2 separate regions of the Homo sapiens genome follow, and region 1 is linked to region 2. Evidence: read pairs that join two places in POLR2A ChIA-PET (ENCODE). Cell type or tissue: OCI-LY7. All regions are shown on one strand.

Evidence for each region. Peaks named below come from ENCODE experiments on the same cell type or tissue, not always from the same donor. Only the 100,000 strongest peaks of a DNase experiment are listed, where the experiment ranks them.
Region 1: POLR2A ChIA-PET joins it to region 2 with 6 read pairs; 2 of 35 experiments call an interaction of 5 or more read pairs at or near these places.

The regions. Positions count from the first base shown.
Region 1 is chr6:106,237,282-106,241,281 of GRCh38, forward strand. The region is part of intron 6 of ATG5 (autophagy related 5); the gene reads right to left. Among named protein-coding and RNA genes, the nearest start is that of ATG5, 86 kb to the right of the region's middle. In OCI-LY7, no CTCF peak of the experiment used is centred here; no DNase peak of the experiment used is centred here.
Region 2 is chr6:105,756,399-105,760,398 of GRCh38, forward strand. No RefSeq gene overlaps it. Among named protein-coding and RNA genes, the nearest start is that of LINC02836, 130 kb to the left of the region's middle. In OCI-LY7, no CTCF peak of the experiment used is centred here; DNase peaks (open chromatin) are centred at 1,323 and 1,593; H3K4me3 peaks cover 2,183 bases; H3K27ac peaks cover 2,541 bases.

The DNA.
Region 1 (4,000 bases), 480 kb after region 2:
TCAAATCACACAATGCTCCAATGAAATCTTCATTAACTGAACCAAACTATGCCCATGAAAGATCTCATATGCAACTGCTAAAACCTCAATAAACATATTCATCTTCTTGCAAAAAAGATATTTCTTTATAATATGCACATGCAGTATATACTATTTTGAGGCAGATTTGTACTTTAGTCCTTGTTCCATTGCTTACCGGCTGGCTGTCCTTTGTCTGGTCATTGACCTCCAACTTAAAAAATAATACTTGCCTTGTCTACCCCACAGAAGTGTTATGAAAGTCAAACAAGGTAGCATAAAGGTATTTTACAAGATATAAAGTGCTATAATACAGATTTTAAAAATCACTCTACATCCCATAATACTTTGTTGTACAATTTTAGAGCAATAGTAGAAAATAACAATTATTGCCTAATTGAAAATCCAGTCCCGAATTCCATAAAATGTATGATATGAACATTATAGTACATCATATTACGAGCCCCAAATAATCACTGCTTATATAGTTGGTTAGGATTTCCTTAGTTTGTTCATATAGTTTATATATTTATGCAGTCCCTATTTTGTGAGAGGCATTGTGAGGAGCATAAAGACATAAGCACAGTACAGAGCCTTAGCTTCTCTACATTTACTAAAGAAGACTTCTTCTTGGGTATTTAATCAATATTTAAAGTATTCTGGGAAGAAATGAAATTAACTTCATAGACTGACCTTAGATTACTATCATTACAAAAAGATGCCTGAGTGATCTGTCTTTAACATACCAGTATTTATCTTATAACTGTTATATTTACTTGAATCAGAAGTGAAGTCCTTTTAAGCACTAAGCATCCATTCTATACTTTCTTGTCTTTACATATGAGATACAAATCATATTTTTAAAACTTTTATTTACTTTTATTTTTTAGAGACGGAGTCTTGCTCTGTAGCCCAGGCTGGAGTACAGTGGCATGATCTTGGCTCACCACAATCTCCACCTCCACTTCCCAGGGTTCAAGTGAACAAATCATACTTTTAAGCACAGATTCTCAACATGTATCCTAGCATGCTACTGCCATAACTAGGGTGTGAATTAAGTATTAAAGACAGCTTACCCCAAATATTACTGTAACATATATCTCTAAATGAAAAAGAACATATTAACAACTATACTTGGATGGGATTCTGGGAGCTAACCCATCCCTCTCTCCCCTTTCCTCCAAATTCCATCTCCTATTAACACACCAGCTCTCCTGAGCTAAGCAGCTCCTGGGGTTGGGGAAGGGTGTACATGGAGAAAGCTAGAACCTCTACAGTGTTTTCCTCTCTGGGAGGAACTAGCAGGCATACGAACAGAAAAAGCTGAATAAAAGGCTGAATCCTTTCTATTCCTGAGGCAGACAGAGAGAAGACCAGGGAACAAAGAGACTTCGACCAAGAGCCCTGCCAGGTATTGATACCTTTGATACTGAGAAAATATCTGGGATATGAAATACAAATGCTAAATAAGTATCTTTGAAATAGGGGTAAAAGAATAAAGGGTCTTGATGAGTAAAATGGGTAGTATTTTTTAATAACCTGATAATGAGCTTTAGGAAAAGGGAAGGTCAACGTTATGGAATGAAAACACAGAGGTACCAAATTTAAAAGCATAAAAAAAAGTGGAGGGGGGGAACCCAATAACTTCATCAAACTAGCAAATAACTTAGTATCATTTCTAATTAGAAACGCTAGAAGGAAATCACTTAGATCTGATAAAGACTAGGCTATAATTCTAACTGATGAAACACTTAAACTGTATCAATTAATACCAGAAAACAAACACAGAAAAGTCTACTAGAACCATCATTATTCAGCACAGTCTTGGTAATGCAATACTATAATAGCAATGCAATAAAGCAAGAAAAAAAAAAGTTTGTAAAAACACAATAGGATGAGATTTTTGTTTTTCCAATGCCATAAATAACTAGAAATGGAAACAAAATAAAGAAAAACAAAATCTACAAAACACCTGGAAATAAAAAGAAAAATGGTCTATTTGAAGAAAACCTTAAAATCTATGCAGAACATAAAACAAAATCTGAATAAAAAGAAATATCATGTTCTTGTCTGGGAAGACTTAATATCATAAGAAAGTGAATTATATCAAAATTTAAATCGAAATTTAATGTATTTCCATCTCTAATCAGACAGGACACTATGGGGAACTGAATAAGTGATTTTAAAAGTCATGGAAAATTAATAACTGAGAATAACCATGAAAAGTATGAAAAAAGGAGACAAATGAATTGCTCCAACAGATATCAGAACGCTAAAATTAAATAAAAATACTACTAGGATAAGAAAATACATATACTGATGTAATGAATAAAGAATCCAGAATTAGATTCCAGTAAGTCAAACTACTTTACTATAAACCAGGGGTGGCATATTCATCCAGTGGGAAAAGGACAGTAAGAAGTGAGTAAACTATGGCCCACTGGCCAAATTGTGGCCTCTGCCTATTTTTGCAAATAAAGTTTTACTGGGACAAAGCCAAGCCTATCATTTGCAAATTGTCTATAAATATTTTCATGTTACAGAATCACACAGTTTCAACAGAGACCATCTTGTCTACAAAGCTGAAAATATCTACTATCTGGCCCTTGAAGAAAGTTTGCCAAACCTTAGTTTATATAATAAAAGATCAGCTATCTCATAGACACCTATCTCACACAACACATTGTGGGAAAGGACCTTCTTTTTTTTTTGAGACGGGGTCTTGCTCTGTTGACCAGGCTGGACTGTAGTGGCATGATCATGGCTCACTGCAGCCTCAACCTCCCAGGTTCAAGTAATGCTCCCACCACAGAATCCCAAACAGCTGGGAGAGATGTGTGCCACTACGCCTGGCTAAGGGGCCTTTTTAACAGAGAAAGAAATCCACATACTACTAAGAAAAAGAAGGGCATATTTGATATATATTTATATTTTTTATATAGATATCATAAAAATCAAGATGAATTATACAGTTATATTTTGCAATGTGTTTGACGGTAAAAGTTTAATATCTATAAAAATTATTTTATAAAATATCTTTAATATATTTATAGATATTATAATATAAAATATCTATAAAATTATTTTATAAAATAAAAAGTTAAGAAGAAAAGATAGGCAAAACAAAATACAGTGCAATTTACAGAAAACCAAGTCCAAATGGTCAACAAAGATAAAACAGATTTATAAACTCACTAAGTGTGAGAGAATTATTAGTTAAAGTAAAAATATCTCTCTATACCCACAATACTACTAAAAATCAGAGTTATAATGCCCTATTGCTGGTGGAGATGTAAGGGGAGAAGCATGCTCTCATATACTGTTAGTGAAAATTTAAACTAATACATTTTTGAAAAGTAAGCTGGCAATTTTTTTTTTAATCTCTACCTTTTGATGCAAAAACTCATTTTTGGGTACCTATTCCATACCTTAAAAAAAATACATATGCTTACTGTAGTACTGTTTATAATGGTAAAAACTAGAAAAAAAGAAAACTTGATAGTGAATACTGAACAAATTACAGTGCATCTACAGATTAAACATAATGCAGCCATTAAAAAAGAATAAATTAGGCTGGGTGCGGTGGCTCATGCCCGTAATCCCAGCACTTTGGGAGGCCAAAGCAGGCGGATCACTTGAGGCCAGGAGTTCGAGACCAGCCTGGCCAACATGGCAAAACCCTGGCTCTACAAAAAATACAAAAATTAGTCGGGCATGGTGGTGGGCACCTGTAGTCCCAGCTACTCAGGAGGCTGAGGCAGGAGAATCACTTGAGCCTGGGAGACAGAGATTGCAGTGAGCCAAGATCATGCCACAGCATTCCAGTCCAGGTGACAGAACGAGACTCTGTCTCAACAAAAAGAACAAATTAAACCCTACAACTCATCAACAAAAATACCCAAACCCAATTCAAAAATGGGCAAAGGACTTGAATAGACATTTCTTCAAGGATGATAAACAAGCACATGAAAAGATGCAGAGC
Region 2 (4,000 bases):
CTGTATCATAGGAATGATGTTTCTGTTGTGAGAATTAAATGACATGATGTATGTAAAGTCCCAGGCCTATTCTAGACATCCAATAAACAGTAGTTATACTCAATGAAGAAAGCACCAAAAAAGACATACTTGTCTCCCCTGGAGAAGTTCAGAGGAGGAATCACCAGTGCACAGCCTTGAAGAATCGGAAGGAGTTCCAATTGGGGATGGAGGGAAGGTAGAAGAAACCACATGGGTGGGACACGTAGTTGGACACTAGAGGCCAGAGTGCCTGGGGGCGGGTGTGAGAGAAGAGGCTGCAGCGCCAGGTCCTGAGGAGATGCCTGCCATGTACAAAAGCTACATCTGCCTTGACCAGAAAGTGGTGGGAGTTTTAAGCAGCAGCCTGCCAGGAACATGATTAGGTGATAATAGGTAACACTCATGCAGCCAACCCCTAATTAGAGCTTCCTATAGGCCAAACACTATTCTAAGCCCTTTACATATATTAACTGAATTCTCACATAATCCTTTGAACTAAGTACTAAGGAAACTAAGGCAGAGAGAGGTTAATGCCTGGGCAACCTGGCGAAACACCATCTCTACAAAAAATACAAAAAGTAGCCAGGTGTGATGGTGCATGCCCATAGTCCCAGCTACTCCAGAGGCTGAGATGGGAGGATTGCTTGAGCCTGGGAGGCGGAGGCTACAGTAAGCTGAGATCACACCATTGCAATACAGCCTGGACAACAGAGTTAGACCCTGTCTCAAAAAAAAAAAAAAGTTCCCAAGGACATATCATCCTAACTCAGTGTGCATTTACATGGATAAGGCTGAGAGGAAGGAAGTTTGGAGAGAAGACAGATTGGAAAAGAGAAGGCACTAGAAATGAGTTAGGAGGGAAGGTCCAGATGGGAAATGAACGTGCCAGAATTAAGGTTGTAGGGAGGAAAAGAAGAGGTTACGCTTAATGGAAAATCCAGGGTTCAGGGAACCTAGTGACCAGTTGGATGTGGAGACAAGTAATTCCTTTGGGAAAGATTTTGTGAATTTAGTTGGTCTGTTCTCCTCTTTGAAATATTTTTATAACACTCCTTTCCAAGGGGGTGACTTTACCAGAATGACAGCTTGCACTTTCACCAATGTCCATTCACTGGTTCCTAACCCTGAAATCTAGCCAACTAAGGTATTAGGACTTCAAAAAAAAATCAACATGGTGGTGTGGTTTTCACCTTGAAATGGGGTATTTACTCCTCCTCTAACAATAGACATGTTGTTTCTGTCTTCTAGGAGTTTCACTTTGATGTGTCAAAGGAAATGCCATGAACTCTAGGGGAGAGTCATCACTGCGTGAATGCAGGATAAACAGCAGGTGTGGCTGGGGCTTTAGGACAAGTGCCAGTCGTCCTATTCCATTTTTAGAGATAAAAAAAAAATGAATGTTTCAAGTGCTTTGGTTTTCAGGAGTCAAAGACAGCTTTCAAAAGAGTCCACGAATAGAAGCCCAACATTTCAGAGTGAAGCTGCATGACAGAGACACTTCTTAGTGTCTCCATGATCATGATTAGGAAGCCGAAACCAACACACTCTTCTTTGCATCACTTGGGTGAAGCAGGTGGGAGGCAGATGTCCTGCCTGCACACCTGGGTAGGTTGAAGGCAGCTCTTTAATTTGAACATTGAGCAATCACCTTCCCTTTTAGAACCTTGCAAATTAAATTTGCCCTAGGAACAAGTAAACAGATGATCTGGCAAAAGCCAGGTCCAGGGACCGGAAAGAGATCATAATATTAATAATAACCCCTTACATTTGCATTGTTTCTGTATCCTTCACACAGCGGTCCCAGTGAAATGATCATGTGCTTATTCTTGTCTTCACTGGAAAGCTAAGGAGTCTAGGGCTTAGAGAACTGTCTTGCCCCAGGTAATAGCAAAATAGAGGCAGAGCGGAGACAGGTTTTCTGACGATAAGCCTAGTGTTTCTGCCAGCACACCATCAATAAGCAGATTGTAATGGCTTTGGTTCTTCTAGCAACAGAATCTTCTTTTTTTTTTCTTTTTCTATTTTACTTTAAGTTCTGGGATACATGTGCAAAACATGCAGGTTTGTTACATAGATACACATGTGCCATGGTGGTTTCCTGCACCTATCAACCCATCATCTAGGTTTTAAGCCCTGCATGCATTAGGTACTTGTCCTAATGCTCTCCCTCCTCTTACCCCCACCCCCCAACAAGCCCTGGTATGTGATACAGAATCTGTGACAATAGAAACCTCTTATTCCTGGGGGGACCCTACTCCCCTACTTAGGAATGGACTTGTTATGTAGGATGTAGGTCTCCTCCATTTGGTTAAAGGATAGACAGATGGCTGATCTGAGTTGGGCCAAGCCTCAGTTTTCCCCAGTCCTCCTCATCTTTCTCTCTTGGAGAAAGAAGCTGTCTTCCTCCTGAGGTTGTGAAACTGGGAAGCTTAAGCAGCCTCTGGCCCTCATACTCACCAGGGAGAAAGACTTTTAAAAAGATGGAGCCAAAAATGAATCGTGTTTAAGCTTTTGATTCTAGCCATGTCAGAAACTAGTTCTACTTTTGGACTGTTTAGTTATATTAACTAATTAATTACTTCTATTGCTTAAGCTAATTTGAGTGTTTTGCTTTGTCTTTTTTGGTTTGGTCACCTTCAACCAAGAGTCCAAACCAACAGATGCCCAATAGAAATAACAAACCTCAATATGGGTGGCTCAGAGAAGACCTCTTGAATGTACTACCTGGTTCCCTGCCCCCACCTTCCTCTTCCAGGTCCACACACAGTGATGGCTCACCCATGCTGTGAGCAGCCTACAATCAGGTTATTTCAGGGAACTCCGGCCCCTCCTTAACCAGAATAACCAGAATGGTTTCTTCCTGCCTCTATCTTGAATTTTTGAGAGGCATGCCTTGGATCAAGTACCTAGGATATATGTTTCTGGGAGCCTTTTAGCTCTGGGAGGTGGAAAGTACGTATAGGTTGGGGCTAAGGTAGGTTGCACCCCTCAATATTCATGGAATCAGGGGGATTGGGTGGATTCATTTACTCTTTGAAATAAACTCAGGTTCATTTTATCCTTTTGCAGTCTTTCTGATAACTTTCAGGACACAACTCAATAAAGTAGGGTCCTTCACAAGACCTCCATGAGGCCAGGAAGCCCTCTGAGAATTTCTATTGGGGTCTTCAGTCCAGAGCCCTTGGCCATGTTGCTCCAGTGAAGGCTAGCCCAGAAAAGGCTACAGCAAACTCTGTGCCCCTTCATGTCCCTCTCAGAGCTAAACAGAGACAGCAATGAGACCTAAATATGTTTCGCTTTTCCCACTTTTGCCAAATAGACAGTGTTTCAAAGGAAATGCCTTATGTAAATACAATAACAAAAGCTAACATGCACATAATGAAGTTGAAAGAAAACTGTACCCTGTTTTACTACTGTAGTTTGCACAAATTGCTTCTTTGGAATGATAAATTCCGAGTAAACTGTAGCTATTTTGAGACACAAATTCCAGCCCTCCCCAGTCAAACAAAGTATCTTTGATTTCTTTAAATAATGACATATATGAGGCTTGAGCCCATCCAAAGAAAAGCAAAAGCTGTCTCATTGCTCCTTAAGAACATGCATCCCACAACCACGGTCTTCTTCCCGGCGTGTGTGCATTCTGACTTGCATGATCTGGCCTCAAGAGCATTGTTGGCATACTGTTGTTTGTGTTACTCAGGATTAGCAGAAAATTTCTGTGGGTGTTTTACGTCACTGGAGTAGGAAGCACTGAAAAATTATACCCACTTGATTGATATTTCTGGAAAGAGAACTCTAACTTACTAGAGGAAGGGGGTGGGGTGGCCAGGAAAGAAAAGAATGAGTAAGACTCAAGAAAGCCCCATCAGGAAAGTCCCACTTGGAAAACTGAATTGATGGAGATGAGATTTCTTGCATGAAGCAGCATTAAGCTCTATTTGGTAGGGAAATCAAAGTTCTTATTGTCTCAGAGGGGGTG